Regions from separate parts of the Homo sapiens genome. Here region 1 is linked to region 2. A link is an interaction called in ENCODE POLR2A ChIA-PET data of the cell type or tissue named here. Cell type or tissue: OCI-LY7. All regions are shown on one strand. Links, peaks and the distances in the headings refer to the core of each region. The heading gives the core; the rest is flanking DNA. Region 1 holds the start of LOC107984928 (a long non-coding RNA gene). Region 2 has its middle 27 kb from the start of RPL11.

The links. ChIA-PET counts read pairs that join two places held together with the same protein. Peaks named below come from ENCODE experiments on the same cell type or tissue, not always from the same donor. Only the 100,000 strongest peaks of a DNase experiment are listed, where the experiment ranks them.
Region 1: POLR2A ChIA-PET joins it to region 2 with 8 read pairs; 6 of 35 experiments call an interaction of 5 or more read pairs at or near these places.

What each region holds. Positions count from the first base shown.
Region 1 is chr1:23,574,700-23,580,077 of GRCh38, reverse strand. It overlaps LOC107984928 (a long non-coding RNA gene), which reads left to right and starts at 2,371. Exons shown (of 2, transcript XR_007065540.1): 1 at 2,371-2,651; 2 at 2,745-3,642. RefSeq lists an enhancer at 5,232-5,321. In OCI-LY7, for the core only: CTCF peaks have their summits at 3,225 and 3,428; DNase peaks (open chromatin) are centred at 1,577, 2,577, 3,407 and 4,577; H3K4me3 peaks cover 4,425 bases; H3K27ac peaks cover 5,000 bases.
Region 2 is chr1:23,662,287-23,667,664 of GRCh38, reverse strand. No RefSeq gene overlaps it. Among named protein-coding and RNA genes, the nearest start is that of RPL11, 27 kb to the left of the region's middle. In OCI-LY7, for the core only: CTCF peaks have their summits at 2,040 and 2,239; DNase peaks (open chromatin) are centred at 2,264 and 2,614; H3K4me3 peaks cover 40 bases; H3K27ac peaks cover 1,601 bases.

The sequences.
Region 1 (5,378 bases), core at 281-5,280, 88 kb after region 2:
TCGGCCTCCCAAAGTGCTGTGATTACAGATGTGAGCCACCGTGCCTGGTCTCCTTTCTCTTATAAGCACATCAGTCCTTGGATTTAGGTCCCACCAAAAATACAGGATATCATTTCAAGATCCTTAATTCTATCTTTAGATACCCTATTTCCAAATAAGGTCCCATTCACAGGTACTGGGTATTAAAATTTAACACATATCTGGCCGGGCACAGTGGCTCACGCCTGTAATCCCAACACTTTGGGAAGCCGAGGCAGGTGGATCACATGGTCAGGAGATCTAGACCATCCTGGCTAACACGGTGAAACCCCGTCTCTACTAAAAATACAAAAACTTAGCCAGGCATGGTGGCCGGCGCCTGTAGTCCCAGCTACTCAGGAGGCTGAGGCAGGAGTATGGTGTGAACTCGGGAGTCAGAGCTTGCAGTGAGCCGAGATCGCACCACTGCACTCCAGCCTGGGCAACAGAGCAAGACTCTATCTAAAAAAAAAAAAAAAAAAAAAAAAAAAAATTAACACATATCTTTTGGGGAACATCACTACTCAACCTATTGTTATCACCACCACCACCACCACTACCACCCTGGCTCAGCAAATCTTCACTGAGCATGAGCAGTGTGCCAGCCAGGGGCACAGCAGTCATACTACATTAGTGCTGCCTATGGTCTAGTGGGAAAGGTAGACAAGGCACAGGTAATGGTGGGGTGATGATTTTTTTTATTTGAGATGGGGTCTCACTCTGTCACCCAGGCTGGAGTACAGTGGCACAATCTTCGCTCAATGCAGCCTCCACCTTTTGGGCTCAAATGATCCTCCCACCTCAGCCTCCCCAGTAGCTGAGACCACAGATGTGCACTACCAGGCCTGGCTAATTTTTCATTTTTTTGTAGAGATGGGGTTTTGCCATGTTGCTCAGGCTGATGTCGAACTCCTGAGTTCAAGCAATCTACCCGCCTCAGCCTCCCCAAAGTGTTGGGACTATAGGCGTGAGTCACCACGCCTGATGCAGAGTGGTTTCTAAACTAACTGTAGAAATACAAATATGGGCTCACAACGGAGAGAACAGGTAATATTGCCTGAGATGGGATAAAGCAGGGAGCACAGTATATGTCCTATTAATTAATCAAGACACTTCAGGGAAATCTATTTGCAGAAAAAAGCAACAGAGAAGAAGAGAAAGTCTGAACTTCAACTTTTAAGACAGAAAGCCCTCAAATGCAGACTTTACCTGTCTGTGCCTCAGTTCTCTTATCTGTAAAATGGGAATACTAATAGAATTGGTCTCATAGGGTTATTGTTAGGTTTAAGCCAAATCACTGAAGCATTCGTTGAACAAATATTTATTGAACATCTTCTACATACCAGGCACATTATATACAGTAAAGAGCTAGCAAAATGCCCGTCACCAATAAAACACTTAATAAATGTCAGTGCCTGTCCTCTTTCCCCCAATTCATAAGTTAGATAAAACTTCAGGACAGAAGTACAAGAGAGATCATAAGGCAGGACAGGCTAAAGGCCAAGTCAAGAGCATGAGATATGTGTGTTTAGAGAACAGCGAGGATGTGGCCAGATGGGTCTGCGAATGCTTCCTGGAGGAAGTGGGCTTTGCATCAGAACTTGGAGGATACACAAGGAGAGGAGGGAGGACTCCATGCAGCAATGATGGCATAAACAAAAACTGGGGCAAGGAAATTAGATAAGAAACATGTTTGATCCAGACACTGACCCTTTCTGTAAGATTCTGGATTTTTGGAGGGCAAATGAAGCAACAGTGAAAGTTCAAGATTTTCTAAATCTAAAACAAAATCAAGGGTAAGTACAGATGAAAATGTACTTAACCGTATCACAAGCATTTGCATTTCTTTCAATTTTGCTCCAACTTTGGTATCACTTTTTATGCAGGGCATTTCCCATAGGGAATAGTTCCATGTGTTTCTACTATGTATATTTAGATTGTCTGCTTTTCCTGTTCAATGTGGCTCCTGAAGGCAGGGGCTGTATTTTATCGCCAGTACATTGCTGGTGCTTGGCATATAGTGAGCACTCAGTAAGCATTTCATCGAATGAATTACTTTTATATTTCTATTTTACATAAAAGCATGAAATTTTGAATTTGTGCTAAAATTCTTAATCCTGGCCTAGGGCAAGTATAATATTGATATGTATAAGGAAAGCCAGGCAGGATTGTTTAGCTGGAGACAGCTTCTAGAATGACCAGCCCAGGATCCAGTAGGACTTGCTGGAGCCACACAGAGGCCTTGCTAAACTAAAATTATGAATTCGCAGGCTGTGCTACGAACCCATTAGGCTATGTTGCTTTAAACTCGGGTCAGCCAACCAAAAGGTGGATGCAAAAGACTTTCTTTAAACAAGCCAGCAGCTTGAGGCTTGAAATAGAACAGAAAGGGAATTCACAGGACTCAACCTTGTCTTCTGTCTGGAGCTCTTGAGACCCAAGGATACTGGCCAGGCGAACCACACTGCGATAAGAAACAGCAGCTGAAAGTTTGTTTTTGGAGCCACCAGATCCAGTGGGTGGACTGTGTCTTGAAATAGAAGCATCTCAAAGGCCTGTGAATCATTTCTTAGTGCCGGCCTGCAAGGTTTCATATCCTGTTCTCAGAGCTACCTTGGGTGCTGTATGTATATGTATGTGTGTGTATTGTTTTCAGGGTTGTTTGCCTAGGATTTGGTTTTGAAACTTTTACTTTCTTTTAATAGCTTTTTTTTTTTTTTTTTAAGCTGGAAGAATTTTTCAAATGGTTTTTGCGAGAAAGTTCAAACCCTGGAATGACTAAGTCGCTGGAAGAATTTGGACTTTGTGAGGGGAATTTGCACTTGGTATGAATCACCCAGTCACTGATTCCTGCAGTGAGAAGACCTTTCGGAAAGCTTCTGGGTCAGCCCCCTCGTACACATGGGGAAACCGAGGCTCAAGGAGGGGAAGGACTTCAGCCAAGGTCCCACAGCATGTCTGTGGAAATGACAGGACTGGAATCAGGTCTAGCTCCTGGAACAGCTTTGGATTTGCAAGAAGCTCTCAAGCACCCAGTCTCCATAGGTGGGCACATTTTCCAAACAGTAGAGGAACAGAAAGAACAAGAGGGTTCTGAGGAGTTAGAACTCACCATAGAGTTATGGAAGGAATGGGGAAGGGATTGCCGGAAGGTATTTTATATGAAATAGCTCATTTAATCCTCCCCAGGATCCTATTAGGCAGTGGTTCTAAACTAGGGTTGATTTTGCCCCCAGAGGACATTTGGCAAGATCAGGGGACATTTTAGGTTTGTCACAGCTTGAGTGGGAGTTGCTACTGGCATCTCTTGGCAGTGAATACCCTATGTGGTAGAGGCCAGGGATACCGCTAAACATCCTGCAATGCACAGGACAGCCTCACAACAAAGAATTATCCAGCCCAAAATGTCAATAGTGTTGGGTCTGAGAAGCCCTGCTATGCAGAGGGCGCTTGTATATACATATCAATTTAACAGCCAAGAAAGCCGAGGCTCAGAAAGTGTAGCCACTCGCTAGCCACGTGGTCTTGGGCAAATTAGCCTCTCTGTGTCTCAGTTTCCTTATCTGTAAAATGGAGGCAACAGTACCTCTGTTACCTAAATAAACATTTGTAAAGCACTTAGAATGGTGCCTGGCACATAGTGTTACATGAATGTTTGCTAAAAATATATAAACAAGCTTACCCAGGAAACACGGAAAGTAAAAGAATTGTAATGAAAGCCCAGGTGAAAAAAATCTAAAGAGACTTAAGGACATGGGGGCTGGAATATGAGAGACCTCCTGGGGGTGTACAGCCCTGTGAGCAGGTAAGGCTGTCCACCGTGTGACATCCTATGTTCCCTGCCACCCCCCACCACCAGTAGCCATGAGGTTTTCCTTCTCAGACACTGCTACCTTAAATGCACTTCATCTTTTTAGGTTAAAATGATATGCACTTCAACATGAATCTCCTTGGCAAGTATCTGACACAGTAAGCCACTATCAGTCACTAAGAATAATTCAGGATAAATTAGTTTTTCAGTTGCCTCCCAACAAATAGGCCGAATGCAGGTTATACTGAGAGTGGAAGGTAAACAGAGGCTGACAGCTTAGTGTTCAGAGGCAGGCTTAGGACAGTGCTGGCAGGTGCACAGTTGTCCTCAGCAATCCTAGACCATCAGTCATTCCCCTACCAGCCAGCACCACCTAGAACAGGCCTCAAGTCTGGGCCCTGCCTAGCTTTGCACCCCCTTTCAGAACCTGCTCCTGACCCTCCCCCACCTTCAGCTCTCCTGGTCTTTTTACTCAGTCTGGGGCCTATTCCCTACTTTCCCACTTTGACCTCTAATCCTGTCCTCAGTCAGAGCCCAGATTCCTCCACCAGCTGCTGAGACCTGCCAACTTGCTAAGTGATTGCCCTACTCAATGCTGAAGGCCTGACATATCAGCCCGGCTCTCTCAGCAAGCCCCAGGGCTGTGAAGGAAACTGGGCAGAGGGTGTCACAAGAGTGGAGGGAGAAAAAACCAAAGCAAGGGTCACCCATATCTCTACTCTGCCCAGAACCCGCCTGCTACGCCTATTCATTAGAACATTCATGGCCATTTACCGAGCTCTTTAAGCTATGAGTCTTGCACACTTACAACAGCTCTCACAGCTGTGCCCCACTCCCCCATCCCTGGAGACCTACAAGGGCCCATATTAACTGTATTACTTCTCTATTGCTGCTATAACAAAATGACTACAAACTTAGTCACTTAAAACAACTTAAGTTTATGCTCTCAAACCAACCTGATCTCACTGGGCTAAAATCAGGGTGTTTGCAGGGACTTCCCTTTCGGAGAATCTGGAAGATAATTGATTTCCTTGCCTTTTCCAGCTTCTGGAGGCTGCCAACATTCCTTGGGTTGTGACCCCTTCCTTCATTTTCAAAGCCAGCAACATGGCATCTCTCTGACCCTGTTTTCGTGGTTGCCTCTCTTTCTCTGACTCTTTTCTGCTGCCCTCTCCCACTTTTAAGGACCCTTCTGATTCCATTGGACCCACCTAGATAATCCTGCATAGCAACCTTCATTCCATCTGCAAACTTAATTCCCACTTGCCGTGTAACAGTACATTCACAAATTATAGGGATTAGGACACAGACATCTTTGGAGGTGACTATGATCCTGCCTACCATGTTAACCAACCCAGAGTGGCGGGGACCATACAACCCAGAGAGCTTGTGCTCCTTCTCAAGGGAGCAACTGCTGCTCAGCTCCAGCTGTCATCATCATGCATCAGTATGGGTTCAGTGTGGCTGAGTCTGCCAATATTTCAAGTGAAATCAGAAAATTGGACTTTCAGGTGAAGATTTCCAATTCTGACATCACTGTGCAGACCAA
Region 2 (5,378 bases), core at 294-5,293:
ATAGGTTACCACATCAGTCTCGCCAGCTGGGAGATCCTGGCTATTTGTTTATTTCAGCCGTAATTATAGTGCTGTGCTAAGCCCTGAGGCATAGTGGAGGATAAAACAGACCAGAGACCAGGTGGCTTCCTCAAGAAAACTAATCAGGTCATTCAGAGACAGGACTAGAACACCAGGCCTCCTGACTTTTGCTACTATAGGAATGTTTACAAAGTAGTTTTGAATGTACATTAGATAAGCAGATCCCAAAGAGTAGTCTAGGGACACATAGGGACCTAAGGGTTTTCAAGGTCAAAACTATTTCTGTAACAATGCTAAGACATTTTCCCTCTCATTCTCCCATGAGTGCACAGTGGTGTTTTCTAGGGGCTACATGACATGTAAAATTGCAATGGGCTGAAGAAGCAGATATGAGAATCTAGCTGTCTTCTATTAAGCCAGACAGTAAAGAGATCTGCAAAAATGTAAAACAATGCCATCCTTCTGTGATTTTTTGCTTTGGGAAATAGTTATTCTTCACAATTAAAAATGTGGTATGTTGGCTGGGCGCGGTGGCTCACGCCTGTAATCCCAGCACTTAGGGAGGCCAAGGTGGGTGGATCACTTTAGGTTGGGAGTTCGAGACTAGCCTGACCAACATGGAGAAACCCCGTCTCTACTAAAAATACAAAATTAGGCCAGGCATGGTGGCTCACGCCTGTAATCCCAGCACTTTGGGAGGCTGAGGTGGGTGGATCATAAGGTCAGGAGATCGAGACCATCCTGGCTAACACGGTGAAACCCCGTCTCTACTAAAAATACAAAAAATTAAAAAAAAAAAAAATTAGCCAGGCGTGGTGGCGGGCGGCTGTAGTCCCAGCTACTTGGGAGGCTGAGGCAGGAGAATGGTGTGAACCCAGGAGGCGGAGCTTGCAGTGAGCTGAGATCGCACCACTGCACTCCAGCCTGGGCGACAGTGAGACTCCATCTCAAAAAAAAAAAAAAAAAAAAAATTTGCTGGGCGCTGTGGCTTATGCCTGTAATCCCAGCTACTTGGGAGGCTGAGGCGGGAGAATCACTTGAACTCAGGAGGCAGAGGTTGTGGTGGGCCAAGATCACGCCATTGCACTCCAGTCTGGGCAACAAGAGCGAAACTCTGTCTCAAAACCAACAACAACAACAACAAAAAGTGATGTGTTAATATGTAAGGAGTTTATACTGCTATTTTAAAATAATTACATTTTTAATTTTTTAAAAATTTCATATTTTATTTATTTATTATTATTATTATTTTTTTGAGACAGAGTCTCACCCCGTTGCCTGGGCTGGAGTGCAGTGGTGCGATCTCATCTCACCGCAACCTCCACCTCACGGGTTCAAGTAATTATCATGCCTCAGCCTCCTAAGTAGCTGGGAATACAGGCACGCACCACCATGCTTGGCTAATTTTTGTATTTTTAGTACAGACGGGGGTTTTCCAAGAAGATTATGGAAAAAAGAATGATATGATATGGTGATTCTCCAACTTTCTGCTCTTGGGAACCCTTTACACTATTAAAGGGACTCCAAAGGGATTTGATTATGTAAATTAGAGCTATCTATATTCACTATATTCAAAATTAAAACTGAGTTGTTTTGTTTTGAGATGGAGTCTCACTCTGTCACCCAGGCTGGAGTGCAGTGGCACAATCCCGGCTCATTGCAACCTCTGCCTCCCAGGCTCAAGTGATTCTCGTGCCTCAGCCTCCTGAGCAGTTGAGATTCCAGGCACGCGCCACCACGTCTGGCTAATTTTTGTATTTTTAGTAGAGACGGGGTTTCTGCATGTTGGCCAGGCTGGTCTCGAACTCCCGCCCTAAAGTGATTGGCCCACCTTGGCCTCCCAAAGTGCTAGGATTACAGGCATGAGCTACCACGCCCCGCCGATAATTAAAACTGGAGCGGTGGCCCATGCCTGTAATCCCAGCACTTTGGGAGGCCAAGGCAAGCCAATCACTTGAGGTCAGGAGTTCGAGACCAGCCTGGCCAACGTGGGGAAACCCCATCTCTACTAAAAATACCAAAATTAGCCTGCCATGGTGGCACGCACCTGTAATCCCAGCTACTCGAGAGGCTGAGGCATGAGAATTGCTTGAACCCTGGAAGTGGAAGTTGCAGTGAGCCAAGATGGGCCATTGCACTCCAGCCTGGGCAACTCCATCTCAAAAAAAAAAAAAAAAAAGGAAAAGAAAAAAGAAACACATGGGGGCGCTCTCGCCACAAACTGCAGAGAAAAATGATCTTAAAACCAAGGACATTGGAGGGCCTTGGATGCCTGGGTGGCTGCTATTACAACACTTTTCTGATCACATTGTCACCAATTCTGGTCTTTCCCCTTAGGTTACAGGTAGTGATAGGGATGGTTGGGAAATGTAGCTAATTTCACCTTCCTGTAAGCTTTGTTTTCCATGAATTATTTTGCATCTTGGTGTATTGATGTAATTTCTTGGCTATAACTCCCACAAGTTCATAAAAGGTAATGTGAGGCCCTATGACACCCATCTCTGGCCTTTCAGGCTATGCTTCTGAAAGCATCTGTGGAGTGTTGGGAAGGAAACTGGCTTTGGCATCCAAAGACTAGGCACCAGGTCTCAGCTTCACCACTTCCTGGCTGTGTGACCTTTCACCTCTCTGAGCCTCATTATCTCACCACTAAGAGAAGGACGGTAATAGCTGCCCTCACAGAATTATTGTGAAGAGCAGATGAGCAGTAAAATGGCTTTGTCAACTGTAAAGTACTGTAGGAAGGTCTATATTTGTTATGACACTGGCCTGTGGAAATATGTAAATAAGTAAATATCTAATATGTGGTTTTTAAAGATGCTGATTCTTTGCTGTCCTAATTCCCTATTGTTGCAGAAATTTCATTTTACCTCTCAAGAGGTTTTTCTGGTATCTGGACTTTAAAAAATACAGGGCTGAGCTTTTGGCCAGGGTGATGTTGGTAGTGACCCGATTGTCTGGAAAGTCTTTCTGTGCACCAGCCCGTTAGAGTGCCAGAAATCCCACCATTGGCAATCTGCTGCTTTACATTCTTCTTATAAAACATCAACATCTCCTCTTCTTCTTTTCTTTCTTCCCTCCTTCCAAAGCCTTTTCCACTGGCTTGCTGATTCCTTAAATTCTACTTTCAGATCACTGAGTGATCTTGGCTCACTGCAACCTCCACCTCCAGGGTTCAATCAATTCTCCTGCCTCAGCCTCCCAAGTAGCTGGGATTACAGGCGCCTGCCACCATGGCTGGTGAATTTTTTTATTTTGCATTTTATTAGAGATGGGGTCACCATGTCGGCCAGGCTGGTTTCAAACTCCTGACCTCAAGTGATCCGGCTGCCTCGGCCTTCCCAAGTGCCAGGATCACAGGCGTGAGCCACTGCGCCCTGCCTACTTTCAGGCACTTTGATTTGGTCTAAGACTTCAGCTCCCAGCTAAAACTGCTTCTAGCTCTAAGGAAAACCAATACTGGGGCCTGGTGCATATATATATATATATATATATATATATATATATATATATATATATATATATATATATATTTAATATATAATATATATATATAACTTTTAAAAAAATATATATATATATAAATGTAACAAGGTATAGACATTTTGGAAAACAGTTTGGCAATTTCTTTTTTGAGATGGCGTCTTTCTCTGTCACCCAGGCTGCAGTGCAGTGGCATGATCTCGATTCACTGCAACCTCTGCCTCCCAGGTTCAAGTGATTCTCCTGTCTCAGCCTCCTGAGTTGCTGGGATTACAGGGGTGCACCACCACATCCGGTTAATTTTTGTATTTTTAGTAGAAGCAGGGTTTCACCTTGTTGGCCAGGCTGGTCTCGAGCTCCTGACCTCGTGATCCTCCCGCCTTGGCCTCCCAAAGTGCTGGGATCACAAGCATAAGCCACCGCGCCCGGCCTGCAATTTCTTATAAGACTAAACATGCAATTATCATATAACCCAGCAACTGTATTCTTGTGCATTTATCCCAGATAAATTAAAATTTAAGTTCACACAAAAACTTGCAGAGAAATGTTGTTTTTTGTGTTTTTGAGATGGTGTCTCGCTCTGTCTCCCAGGCTGGAGTGCAGTGGCACCATCTCGGCTCACTGCAAGCTCCGCCTCCCGGGTTCACGCCTTCTCCTGCCTCAGCCTCCCAAGTAGCTGGGACTATAGGCGCTCGCCACCACGCCCGACTAATTTTTTGTATTTTTAGTACAGACGGGGTTTCACCATGTTAGCCAGGATGGTCTTGATCTCCTGTCCTCGTGATCCGCCCACCTCGGCCTCCCAAAGTGGTGGGATTACAGGCGTGAGCCACTGCGCCCGGCCTGAGAAATGTTTATGGCAGCTTTATTTGTAACAACAAAATACTGGAAACAACCCTTCAGTGGGAGAATGGTTGACCAAACTCTGGTACATCCATACCATGGAATACTCCCCAGCAATAGCAAAGAATGAACTACTGATACATGCAGCAACCTAGATGGACATCAAGAGTGTTATGCTTAGTGAAAAAAAGCCAGTGTCAAAAGATTACATACTGTGTGATTCCATTTACATAACATCTCAAAGTGACACAACTATAGAGATGGAGAGCAGATTAGTGGTTGCCAGAGGACGAAGACGGGGTGAGGAGCTGGGAGAGGGTGAGGGTGGCTGAGAATACAAAGAGGTAGCATGAGGCTGTGATTTCGAGGTGATGGAATGATTCTGTATCTTAACTGTGGTGCTGGTTACACAGATTTGTACATAGGATAAAACTAGAACTACATACATACAAATGAATGCAGTTTTTAAAAATGGTAAAAACTGAGTAAGGTCTGTAGACTGGCTAATAGTAATACACAAAGAGCAATGTCAGTTTTCTGGTTTAGATGTTATACTATGGCTATATAAGATTTCACCATTGGGGATGGGTGTGGTGGCTCATGCCTATAATCCCAGCACTTTGGGAAGTCAAGGCAGGCAGATCACCTGAGGTCAGGAGTTCAAGACCAGCCTGGCCAACACGGCGAAATCCCATCTCTACTAAAAACACAAAAATTAGCTGGGTGTGGTGGCGCATGCCTGTAGTCCCAGCTATTTGGGAGGCTGAGGAAGGAGAATCACTTGAACCTGGGAGGTAGAGGTTGCAGTGAGCCAAGATCACGCCACTACACTCCAGCCTGGGCAACAGAGCAAGACTCCATCTCAAAAAAAAGAAAAAAAAAAAATCTCACCATTGGGGAAGCTGGGTGACTGATATGTGAATCCCTGTGTGCTGCTCTAACACTTGCCTTTGAGTGTGTAATTATTTCAAAACAAAGAGCTTAAAATTTGGGTGGGGGAAGTACCTAGGTGAGACCTCTCCACCATTGTC